Linked DNA regions of Homo sapiens: region 1 is linked to region 2. The links are chromatin contacts, found by Hi-C in ENCODE. All regions are on one chromosome and are shown on one strand. The core of a region is the stretch at or near the end of the contact, and the rest is flanking DNA. Distances in the headings are between cores, read along the strand shown.

The links. A loop is a pair of places that touch in the nucleus more often than their neighbours do. Pooled maps may share reads with other maps.
Region 1: a loop to region 2 is called in a map with no recorded cell type, with 5 times the contacts of the local background. The contact joins the promoter of DEPDC1 here to the enhancer-like site in region 2. A Hi-C loop is called at or near these places in 2 of 37 single-sample maps with no recorded cell type and 5 of 50 pooled maps.

Annotation. Positions count from the first base shown.
Region 1 is chr1:68,494,624-68,500,983 of GRCh38, forward strand. It overlaps DEPDC1 (DEP domain containing 1), which reads right to left and starts at 2,459. Exons shown (of 12, transcript NM_001114120.3): 1 at 2,329-2,459; 2 at 1-72. The coding sequence starts at 2,376. It overlaps DEPDC1-AS1 (DEPDC1 antisense RNA 1), which reads left to right and starts at 2,053. Exons shown (of 3, transcript NR_110671.1): 1 at 2,053-2,148. RefSeq lists enhancers at 2,140-2,189, 2,300-2,359.
Region 2 is chr1:68,343,540-68,350,113 of GRCh38, forward strand. No RefSeq gene overlaps it. Among named protein-coding and RNA genes, the nearest start is that of RPE65, 100 kb to the right of the region's middle. Within about 2 kb of position 4,037, at least 3 of the 41 ENCODE cell types and tissues checked have a DNase peak (open chromatin) inside an H3K27ac peak, as active enhancers do.

The DNA.
Region 1 (6,360 bases), core at 1,209-3,708, 150 kb after region 2:
ATATTTTTTAAAGTGTTGTCTGTGTTTTCTTAGAGGCATTCCTGCTCGAAAAGATGTGGTAACTTCATTCCACTGTAAAAAGAAGGAAAATATTTTTAAAAAATTGAAGAAAAATTAAATCTCATATTGATTTGAAGTACATTAGGTAAAGAAAATTCTTTAATTCACATCTGATTATATCATAAAAATTCTTGAAGAATCATTCATCTTATTTGTGCCATATAAAATTTTATATCTGGCCGGGCACGGTGGCTCATGCCTGTAATCCCAGCACTTTGGGAGGCCGATGCGGGTGGATCACCGGAGGTCGGGAGTTCGAGACCAGCCTGACCAATATGGAGAAACTCCGTCTCTACTAAAAATACAAAATTAGCTGGGCATAGTGGTGCATGCCTATAATCCCAGCTACTCAGGAGGCTGAGTCAGGAGAATCACTTGAACCTGGGAGGCGGAGGTTGCGGTGAGCTGAGATTGCACCATTGCACTCTAGCCTTGGCAACAAGAGCAAAACTCAGTCTCAAAAAAAAAAAAATTATATCTTACACTGCTTTCTTTTTATTAATTCTAGTGCTGTAGTAATATTTTTATGTAATAGCTTTTTTATTAGAAGAACTTCATTGGCTGATCTAAGATCCTTATTTAAGATCCTGAGCTTATTTAAGAAATCTGGAAATAAGGAAGAACTACAATCAATAGAGAAAACATTCATCCCTGTTTTTTACCTCAATTAATATTAATGTTGGTAGCACTGTGCTTCACATTCATTATTTCACTTTAATTACCCCAATTCTATGAATAGGTACTATTAATTTCTCATTTTTCACATAAGGAAAATAAAGCAGAGAGATTAATAAAATGACCAAGGTCACACAGCTAAGTGATGAACCTAGGCATTCAAACCCAGGTGTGATTGACTCTAGAAACTGATATTGAGCTGCTCACTCTGTACTGGCCTGAGGACACAGTAATAAAAATGACAGAAAGGGACTCTGTACTAAGGGAGATTACAGAACGGCTTTCCTGAGATGCAGTACAGGGTAGTGGCTTTAAGAACAGGCTCTGGAGTTAGACTAGTAGGGCTGGTTTCCCAGCTCTAGCTCTGCCACTATTGTTTATGACTTTTTGGGCCTATCTTCAATCTCTATGCCTCAATCTCCTTAACCACAAAACAGGGACAAAAGGACCTAACGAATGGGCTTATTGGAATGATAAAATGATGTAATATATGTGAAGTACTAGTAAGCATTCAGTGCATGTTTTCTTTTTCAGCGTGCTTATACTACTTTCATCTAATGGGTTTTAAATAATGTGGCAGGACTACTGATTGAGGTTCCTTCCTGTCCTAAATTCTATCCTTCATATTGGTAAATATAGCCAATAACTTACTAAGTAGCAGAATCCATGTAAGATCGCCATACCAGGAAGATCTGAATTCTAGCTCTGCCACTTGCTGTTGATGTGACTCTAGAGGGCATTTAACGTCTGTGAGCCTCAGTGTGCACCTGATAAAGTAGGGCTAATAATACATGCTCGTCTGAAGGGCATTCCTAAGAGGAAAATGCTTGTTATTCTGCAGATCACAACACACTTTAAAAAACAGCATCCTCCTGGGAAACCCCTTAAGGCAAGCATGTATTAGTAACCTTTACCAATGTGGAAACAGGCTCACAGAAGGTAGGGGACTCACCTAACGTCACATAACCAGCACCACAGTATCCTATAGAACCGAAGACCCAACTGCACAAAACGCGTTAGGAGTGCTGTACGTGCAATTCAGGGACCACCAGCAGTGGTTACTGATGGGTACTCAGAAATACCGTTTTGAAACAGGCAGCTGTTATCCTAGTGCTATTCGGCCGATACATCCTGCGTTAAATTCTATGGGTTCAATAAACAAAATTGCCACATTCGGGCTTGCCCCCCACCTAACCCTACAAAGCTTTGGACCTCATTCCCAATTGTTCCCTAATTCTGAGGCGGGTAGAAAATCAGGCGAGGTGAGCGGCCAAATCGGAATATTCTAAGACGCCCCCACGGGACGCCGGCCACACCAGGCACAGGAGTCGCTCCTCATAGCGAGTCTGGTGCGGCCTACGCGCGGCGCTTCCTTTCGGACCTGAGGCCCAGACCCTCAAAATAGAGGGAGCGGTGAGTCTGGCAAGGGTTGCATACCCGCTACTTCTCCTCGCCAGCCTTTTCACTGAACCTAGGGATCCTGGGACTCATCCCTCCGACCGAGGTAAAACTGCGAACGGTCGAGGTAAAACTGCGAACAGTGGTGACTGCCGTCAGCCCGCTGACCGGTCCCGTCTATCCGAGCTGTCTTACCAGCTTGGTGGCCCGATAAGGCCCGGGAGGCACACCCTGACTCTCCATAGGTCTGTCAGCGCCCGGTGGCGTCCATGGCGGCGAAGGCGACACTCAGGCCCAGCGGCCGCGGCAGTGGCGAGTCTCGGCACAACCGTTGGCCCCGCCGCCGATTTGAATAGCATAGAGGGCTGCGCGGATTGGCCGCGCCGCGGGTCACGTGACGCCACAGCCAGGCTCGGGAAGGAGTCGGCGAGGGCCGCTCGGCTGCGTCCTGGGGCTCCAGTAGCTGGCGCGGGCTGGGGTGGGCTGGGCTGGCCTGGGACCGCCTCGATGGGACAGGCTCGGGTTTCCCTGGCGCTGTTTCTCCCTCCTGCGGTCTACGGCGAGGCGGAGTCACAGAGTCCTGTTTTCGTGCTCAGAGGGGATGAGCTCTTTAGTTCCAAACGAAATTATTTGGAGTCCAGCCTTTGGTTTAAGGGAATTTGAAATTTGAAAAGACAAGAAAATACGGTTTTTCTGCCTGGCCCTACAGGATCTTCAGCAGTTAGCTTAGAAGGCAAAGCAACCTGATGGATATGTGTCGCAGTTTCTCTCTCTGCTGCCTATCCTCTCTCTCAGCAGGTGCCATGATTCTCTGAAGTGCTAAAATCTAGGTTCAGAACCCCCTAATTGTGCAGTAAAATGGATCATTCAGAACCCCCCAGTTGGGTAATAAAATGGATTATAGGTAGTCTTTCTTAAGTACATACAATGTGGGGCTTGGGAAAGGTTGTGTACAACTTGTCAAATTGCTTCCCTTAAACTCTACCACTGTATAAGAATGTTGGTTATGTTTGGATCGTGATTATACACTTAAAATTTCACTAGGATCTTAGAAAATAAATCTTCAACAGAAGTCAATTTTCAAATGACAAAAACTACATTCCGAGAGTTGAAGAGACTTACTCAGTCTTAGGTCTCCTTGGCAAAGCACAGACTTCATGCTTTTAATAAATACCCTGTCACCAGTCTGAAACTATCTGATGCTAAGAATCCCTTAGTAAAGTGGGAGATTGCTTGAGTGATTTGAAGCTGTGGAAGAATTCACTTGGAAATTAAATAGCAGTTTAAGAGGATAGGATGCAGTAAAAAGAAGAGATAAAGAAAAATGTTCAGGGAGTGGTAGTGTAGGTCTGTGGAGTTTTCCTTAATTTGGGCAGAAGCACATCTATTTTCTACCAGGACCAGTGGGTAGGAATTTTCAAAAACATACTTGGTAAACAGGAACAATCTACTCAATTTTCCACTTATGTTAAGGAAAAGTAAAATGATTGATGTTACAAAATAATGTTAACTGTTTCTTACCTGGCTTTATGATACATTGTCCCAGGATTTTCGTTTTTCTTTTCTTTTTCCTTTCAGAAGGAAATGGAGATGAGACTGTGGAAGCCAAAATTTATTTTTGCCCAGCTCCCCAAGTTGAAAATCATCTCACATACAGCCTTTGATATAGGTAGCCACAGCTTAATAGTACCTTAATAATCCACTGTGGCTGTGGATTCACTCTGCACCATCCACTTTCACATTTATAGTGTCTTTAGATGATAAAATATTTAAAAGTTAGGTTTTTGTTAAATGTGAGTGGTCTGAGTTTCTTTAAGGTAACTTTACATACCTTTGCTCTTAACAATTATTCATTGATTGCATAGTTTAAATCTTGGAAGTCATTTTATTTCCTCTCATTACCAATTCTGCGAGAGTCACTTTATCATCCTTTTCCTAATTCTCCTACATTAGAATTTCTCAGAGTGGGTTAAAAACTACATGTTTTAGAATTTCCTGCAATACCTGTTAAAATGCTGATTCCTGGGATTCCCCAAATCCTGATTGGGGTGTATGTATATATGTGTATGTATGTGTGTGTGTGTGTGTTTGTCATGGGAGGGAGAGTACAGGGTAAATGTGTAGGGTTGGAGGAGGCTGTATCTCTGAAGACTGTGCAGCTGAGATGCTGTAATGCCCATGAACTGCCTAGCTGTGGACTTATATATGAAAGAAATATGAGCCTCTGTTAATTTACTCTTCTAGCTGAACCTAACCTAATCTACTCATTGTGATACAATGAGTATCACAAAAGAAAATGAGCTCTCTTCTTTTGTCTGCCACCATGTGAGATGTGCCTTTCACCTTCTGCCATGATCGTGAGGCGTCCCAAGCCACACAGAACTTAATTCAGGTAGCTGGAGAGATAATGGTGGATGGGAGGCAGGACTAGATTGCAGCTCCCACTTGGATGGAAAGAGCAGAATGTGGAGGCTTGCACTGTGAACTTTTGCTCCAGAATGACTGCAGGAATAAATCAGGAAAGCTGAGAGAATTGATAGACCATCTGAAGGAAGTGGATTGCTCCTGCAGGACCCGGAAGACACCCCAAATACTGTGCTGGCTGGTATCCATGACTGAGAGACCCACAGACAGTTCACATCACACGACTCTGTGCAGACAACCCCCAGTACCAGCCCAGAGCCTGGTAGACTTGCTGGGTGGCTAGATCCAGAGGAGATAACAATCACTACATCTTGGCTCTCAGGAAGCCACATCCCTAGGAAAAGGGGGAAACCACTACATCAAGGGAACACTCCATGGGACAAAAGAATCTGAACCACAGCCTTGAGCCCTAGGCCTTTCCTATGACAGAGCCTACCCAAATGAGAAGGAATCAGAAAACCAACTCTGGTAATATGACAAAGTTCTTTAACACCCCCCAAAAATCACACTAGCTCACCAGCAATGGATCCAAAACAAGAAGAAATCCCTGATTAACCTAAAAAAGAGTTCAGAAGTTTCATTATTAAGTTAATCAGGGCGATCCAGAGAAAGGCAAAGCACAATTTAAGGAAATCCAAAAAATGATACAAGAAATGAGGGGAGAAATTTCCAATGAGATAGATAGCATAATTAAAAAACAATAAAAACTTCAGGAAACCATGGACGCACTTATAGAAATGCAAAATGCTCTGGAAAGTCTCAGCAATAGAATTGAACAAGCAGATGAAAGAACTTCAGAGCTCAAAGACAAGGTTTTTGAATTAACCCAATCCGACTAAGACAAAAAAAAAAAAAAAGAATAAGAAAGTATGAACAAAGCCTCCAAGAAGTCTGGGATTATGTTAAATAACCAAATCTAAGTATAATTGGCATTTTTGAGGAAGAAGAGAAATCTAAAAGTTTGGAAAACATATTTGGGGGGATAATCGAGGGAAACTTCCCTGGCCTTGCTAGAGACCTAGACATCCAAATACAGGAAACTCACAGAACACCTGGGAAATTCATCACAAAAAGATCATCACCTAGTCACATTATCGTCAGATTATCTAAAGTTAAGATGAAAGAAAGAATCTTAAGAGCTGTGAGACAAAAGACCAGGTAACCTGTAAAGAAAAACCTATTGGATTAACAGCAGATTTCTCAGCAGAAACCCTGTAAGCTAGAAGGGATTGGGGCCCTATATTCGGCCTCCTCAAACGATTGGGGTCCTATATTCAGCCTCCTCAAACAAAACAATTAGCCAAGAATTTTGTATCCAGTGAAACTAAGCTTCATAAATGAAGGAAAGATATAGTCTTTTTCAGACAATCAAATGCTGAGAGAATTTGTCACTACCAAGCCAGCACTATAAGAACTGCTAAAAAGACCTCTAAACCTTGAAACAAATCCTGGAAACACATCAAAACAGAACCTGTTTAAAGCATAAATCTCACAGGACCTATAAAACAAAAATACAATTGAAAAAAAACCCAGAAAACTAAGGTATACAGGCAACGAATAGCATGATAAATGGAATGGAACCTCACATCTCAATACTAATGTCGAATGTAAATGGCCTAAATGCTCCACTGAAAAAATACGGAATTGCAGAATGGATAAGAATTCACCAACGAACTACTTGCTGCCTTCAAGAGACTAACCTAACACATAAGGACTCACATAAACTTAAGGTAAAGGGGTGGAAAAAGTCATTCCATGCAAATGGACACAAAACATGAGCAGGAGTAGCTATTCTTATATCAG
Region 2 (6,574 bases), core at 2,787-5,286:
AGATACTTTCTTATGACTACTTTAGATTACTTTTTCCAGGTTGCATGCCTCTTTGGTAATGATATTGGGATCTACCAACAATAAGTAGGGTTCCCTCAAGCCGAAGTATCAAGTTCTCAGAATATACTGGTAGATATAAAAGATTTTAATCCCTGTCAAATGTTTTCCAAACACTATATAGACAATATATGTTTTTTGATAAATACACAATGAAATACAAGATCGTTTCGACCATAGCTAAAATTAACTTAAGTTAAAAAATTAAGGCCAGGCTCAGTGGCTCATACCTGTAATCCCAGTACTTCGGGAGGCTGAGGTGGGCGGATCACCTGAGGTCAGGAGTTCGAGACCGGCCTGGCCAACATTGTGATACCCTGTCTCTACTAAAAATACGAAAATTAGCCGGGCGTGGTGGCAGGCACCTGTAATCCCAGCTACAAGGGAGGCTGAGACAGAAGAATCGCTTGAACCCGGGAAGTAGAGGTTGCAGGGAGTGAGCTGAGATCATGCTACTGCACTCCAGCCTGGCTGACAGAGCGAGACTCCATCTAAAAAAAAAAAAAAAGTTAAAAGCCAACATGGAAGAAGTGGCATCGACAGACATTGAAGGACTGTTAGGATTTCAAAAGGTTAGTGATCTTATAATAAAAGGCACCCAGGAAGAGTTAACTGCATGAGGAAAAGTGTGAGAGCGATTGGGGAAACGGAATAATCCATTTTGACCAGATATTGTAATACTGGGAGCAAGGCAAAGAGAGTAAGACCTCTAGAAAGCCTACTGCATTTAGCAATAAGGAATGACTGGTAGTCTAAAAAGACCTGATTCAAATGAGTGACGAGTAATGTTCCCAGGAGTACTTCCTCATTCCATGGGATGTTAACAGGTATTTGGCAGAAAAATGATTCCATGATTAAATATGCTGGGGAAATATTTAATTAAATTAACGCAGTCTATTATTGTACTTCTCTGGACTTTCAGTTTGCAGATATGCATTGCATTGTGGAAAACAATTCTGAACAGCTGTTGATGTTTTAGGGAACCAGTGTTTTATAAATGGAATTTTGAAAATATTCCACTAAATATTTTGCCCTTACTTAGTTTTTACGTTTTCCTGATGAAAGAGATCTGAATATACTTAAAGGTAGAAAAGAAGGATTCAGAAAAAAGAGTGTGACGATTCAGAAGAAAGGAAATACAGTAATTCTTATAAGGATCAAATCTTATTATGTAAAGGGTTGTTTTTCTAAAAGATAAAATATATGGGAATATGCTTATTAGGAATTTTCTAAAAGCTGCATTTAGAGTATGTTACGTTCCATGTAAGGCAGAAGGGAAAATGAAATATACATATATTTGCCTATATTTACATGAAGAAACAGAATGTATAAATCATAAAACAATAAACCTGGTTATCTACAAGGGATTGTTGGGGGTGGAGATGAATGAGGTAGAGGGAATATAGAAGGATGTGACACTTTTGTGTCTACTTTTTTTGTATTGTTTTGACTTTTGAAAGCACTTAATTTAATTAATTTATTTTAAAATATTTATTTATTTATTTATTTTTGAGACAGAGTCTCACTCTGTTGCCCAGGCTGGAGTTCAGTGGCGCCATCCTGGCTCACTGCAACTTTGGCCTCCTGGGTTTAAGCAATTCTCCTGACTCAGCCTCCTGAGTAGCTGGGATTACAGGCACCCACAACCACACCTGGCTAATTTTTTTATTTTTAGTAGAGACGGGGTTTCACCATGTTGGCCAGGTTGGTCTTGAACTTCCTGACCTCAAGTGATCCACCCACCTTGGCCTCCCAAAGTGCTGGGATTACAGGCGTGAATCACCACACCCGGCCCTGTTTCTAATATTGCAGGAAAAGTTATAAGTATTTCAAAATGAATCAGCTTGAAAAACAAAAATCCTAATTCTTTAAAACAAACAACACTGTTTATTCAGCCAATTATAATATGTCGTTGATTTGGCAAAGGTAAACAAAATTAATTTAGAAAAAAAGAAGAAATCTAATTTCTAAGATGACTAGCAAGTCTGAAGCAATCTATTTTCAACTAGGAAATACAAAAGAAACCTACAACTAGTTGTCTTGTTAAATGAGAAGTGATAATTAATGTTTAGAGTCAAAGCACAAACATCCTCCAACTGCTGTTTTCATGGCATGATATCTTTGGCAAGGCTTTTGCTTCCCTCTTAATTGTGCATTATATATTTGGAGCATTTCTTATTGTATTAAACACCTTTTGGGTGCTTCTCACCTATCTTTGAGGTCTTTGGCCTCTTGTTCCAGCCCCAGCTGTGGAGCAACCTGCTGTGCATGAAGTGGGATCAGTTCCACCGGAGAACAACCTGACATCTCTTTGCCTTATGTCCTCTCTGCATATGTTTCACCTTCTGTTCTGTAGAGACTGAGGTGTGAGACCTCAAGGACATGCTTAGTGTCAATATATGTGCAACTTAATCATATGAGAGGAATTTATATCTTCCTGGGTGAAGACTGAGCCAGTCTGGATGGACTGTTCTATGAAGCAGTTTTTTACATGGCCTGTTGGTGAAAGGCACTGTAAGATCAAGGAATCAGTAGTTTTTAATACCAAGAGATGACCAGCTCAGTAATATGTATTCTTGTATCAGCTCTTACATTTCCCCTGCCTCACTCTCCTTTTCCCTCACTCTTGCTTCCTGGGATTGCATCCTATAATAAAGTAGTAGCACGTAAACTTTGTCTCAGGCACTGCTTTCTGGAGAATCCAGATTAAGACAGTTGTTCAATGATTGTTGAAAGGTATGGGAAAATCAAAGATACTTGTTTTGTGTTTTTATTTTGAGGCTTAGCACCCCCTAGTGGAATTTATTTTTCACTTTCATTCATACCGAGAGCCCCCAAAAGGTTTCTTGTGTACCATTAAGTCTTCTCAGGCAGAAATAGGTCTGGCTAAAACACCAGGAGATAAAGAAGGCTGCATATAGATGCCAGAGTCATTACATATCTCTATTAATACCTGGAGGAGTCCGTAACACAATGAAAAAACTAAGACTAACTCAATCCACATCATGTAATGTGAATGAAATATAAGTAAAAAAAAAAAATCAATTCTGATTGTTTTATAGCAATTCATCTGTTGGACTTTCCAGAGAACCTTCATGAGAAAACAGATTTTCTTGAATGTGTCTGATGTTGCTTTTGCCCCATGCAGTCTGTGTTTTTGTGTCAAGCAGGTTGTTACTGGTAGCCCATAGTCTTGACCTCTGCCAGTGCTCGGAGCTCATTTCAAGTACCCCATCTTTATCAATGAGGATTTCATCTTCTTAAATGTCCACCACATTGAGCCTGTTGTTAATCTCAGAAATTGTGTTCAGCTGTAAGAGATAATTTTATGTTGTTTTTGCTGCCCAATATCCATTTATCCTTTTTGTGGCAATGGTAGCTGATTCTTTGTTGGGATATGTAATCCTCCTCCACTTTCATCCATAAACTTTTTTTTTTCTTTTTCTTTTTTTTTTTTTTTTTTTTTTTTTTTTTTTTTTTTTAGACAGGGTCTCGCTCTGTCACCCAGGCTGGAGTGCAATGGTGTGGTCTCGGCTCACTGCAACCTCCTGCTCTCGGGCTCAAGCACTTCTCCTGCCTCAGCCTCCCGAGTAACTGGGATTACAGGTGCCTGCCACTGCGCCCGGCTAATTTTTGTATATATATATTTTTAGTAGAGACGGGATTTCACCATGTTGGCCAGGCTGGTCTCGAACTCCTGACCTCGTGATCCGCCTGCCTTAACCTCCCAAAGTGCTGGGATTACAGGTGTGAGCCACTGCGCCCAGCCCTCATCCATAAACTTCTTTTTGAAAATGCCTTAAGTTCAGGGTCCGGGGTATAATTAGCATATTTCATCACCACAGTGAATAGTTCAGGATTGAGCATATACCCAAATTGAGACTATAAATGCTGAGGATATTTGGTTTTGCATTTTTTTGTTTGACATTTTGAGAAGAGACTTTCCTCTTTCACTGAACTAGTTCTTGTGATGATGTGAGCCTGCTGCCACCGGAAGCCACCTTGCAAAGTCTGAGAATGCAACCAACATAGAGGAAGTAGAACTGAGAAGTGAAGCCAGCTGGACTTCCTGGGCCAAGTGGGGACTTGGAGAACTTTTAAAAAAATTATTATTATTATACTTTAAGTTCTAGAGTACATGTGCACAATGTGCAGATTTGTTACATATGTATACATGTGCCATGTTGGTGTGCTGCACCTATTAACTCGTCATTTACATTAGGTATATCTCCTAATGCTATCCCTTCCCCCTCCCCCCACCCCACAACAGGCCCCGGTGTGTGATGTTCCCCACCCTGTGTCCAAGTGTTCTCATTGTTCAATTCCCACCTATGAGTGAGAACATGCGGTGTTTAGTTTTGTCCTTGTGATAGTTTGCTCAGAATGATGATTTCCAGCTACATCCATGTCCCTACAAAGGACATGAACTCATCCTTTTTTATGGCTGCATAGTATTCCATGGTGTATATGTGCTACATTTTGTTAATCCAGTGTATCATTGATGGACATTTGGGTTGGTAACTTGGAGAACATTCCTGTCTTACAAGAGGATTGTAAAACGCACCAATCAGCACTCTGTAGCTAGAATTGTAAAATGCACCAATCAGCACTCTGTAGCTCGCAAGGGGATTGTAAAATGCATCAATCAGCGCTCTGTAAAAACATACCAAACAGTGTTCTGTAGCTAGCAAGAGGATTGTAAAATGCACCAATCCGTGCTCTGTAGCTAGCAAGAGGATTGTAAAATGCAACAATCAGCACTCTGTAAAATGCACCAATCAACACTCTGTAAAATGCACCGATCAGCAAGATCCTAAAAGTAGCCAAATGCAGGGAGTATTGAAAAAAGGGCACTCTGATAGGACAGAAATGGAACATGGGCGGGGCCAATAAGGGAATAAAAGCTGGTCACCCCAGCCAGCAGCAACAACCTGTTCGGGTCCCCTTCCATGCTGTAGAAGCTTTGTTCTTTCGCTCTTCACAATAAATCTTGCTGCTGCTCACTCTTTGGGTCTGTGTCATCTTTAAGAGCTGTAACACTCACCGTGAAGGTCCGCAACTTCATTCTTGAAGTCAGTGAGACCATGAACCCACCAACAGGAACCAACTCTGGACACAGAACTAAGGAATGGCTCCTGGAGGCATCATTTTATTCCAGAATGAGGCCACTGCTGAAGTCAGCCCTTTTTGTATATTTTACAATTACATTAGCCAATAACTTCCCTTCTTTGTTTAAGCTAGATTGAGTTGGGCTTTTTAATCACTTTCAACTAAAAGATTCCTAACTGGTAAACTGTTCAATTCTGAACTTATAGCCTTGTTCCAACTTGATTCTCTCTTGGTATTTATTATTTTAGTGATTGCAATTATCATCCATCCAGTTGTGCCAACTAGAAATTTAGGAGTTATCTTGACACCTTAATTTTTCAGTTTCCATATCTAATTCACCACTGAATTTTGGATATTTTGTCATTTAATCATATTTTGAAATGATCTAATTTTTATTCCATATCCACACTCTAGTTCAAGATAGCCACATCTCTCACTTGAACTGCTACTACTACTAAAATAATATTACACCTAACCTTCTCTGAGCTCCTCATCCATTCTCCCATCTGTTTTCCATTCTTCATCCAGAGGGATTTTTTTCAAAGTACAAATCTGACCATATAATGTCCCTTTATTCCAGTCCTCCTATTAAAACCCCAAAGTTACTCTTAGAATAATGAAAACTCCTAAGAAAGTTTGACTCTCACCCATCTCCTTCATCTCAGTGACACTAAAGTCTACACTCTAAAGTCACTGAGGGCCACTGCATAAGTTGATTCTTCTGCCCGGAATGATCTTTCTTCCCCTTTTCAGATCTCAACTTTGGGCCATTTTTTTGATTAAACCTCGTCTGGCCTCCATGATTAAGTCAAATAACAGTATTCCAGAATTCATATCACTGTGTGCTTGGTTTGGGATCTATCACAAACTAGGGGTGATATCTGTTTCTTGACTACATTTTTATTCTTTTAACATGAATGAGATAGTTAAGACAGAAACCAGTCAAAAGAATTCACAAAGCATTTTTTCAACTACGAAAAGCAATGTCCAAATGATAATTTATCTGCATTGCTGTCTGTCTGAAAGAGGTCTTGATTCCCAGAGTGGGTGTTGATGGGACAAACGTGGTTGAATGGTAGGAATGCGAAAGAGGCAGGAGGACGTGAATGTGAAAATCGATTGACGTAGAACAGATGAACCAGGCATTCTATTATTTTCTATAACTTGCTGAATGGGAATAGGTTGTGACTGATCTTATTATTAACCCTGGCTTGGAGAAAAATCCTTATAATTTCACTCTAATGTCAAAGTTTGAAGCCTATACAGCCATCCCAGGATAAACTGAACAGATCCTGTGGCAGCTATTGGTGTATGCTGCTGTTATTTTCCTTGAAGTGGGAACACTCTGCAAAGAGAAGAGTCAGTTGACAGCCTCTAGATGCTGCAGGTTTGGGGTCCATTGAAGTGA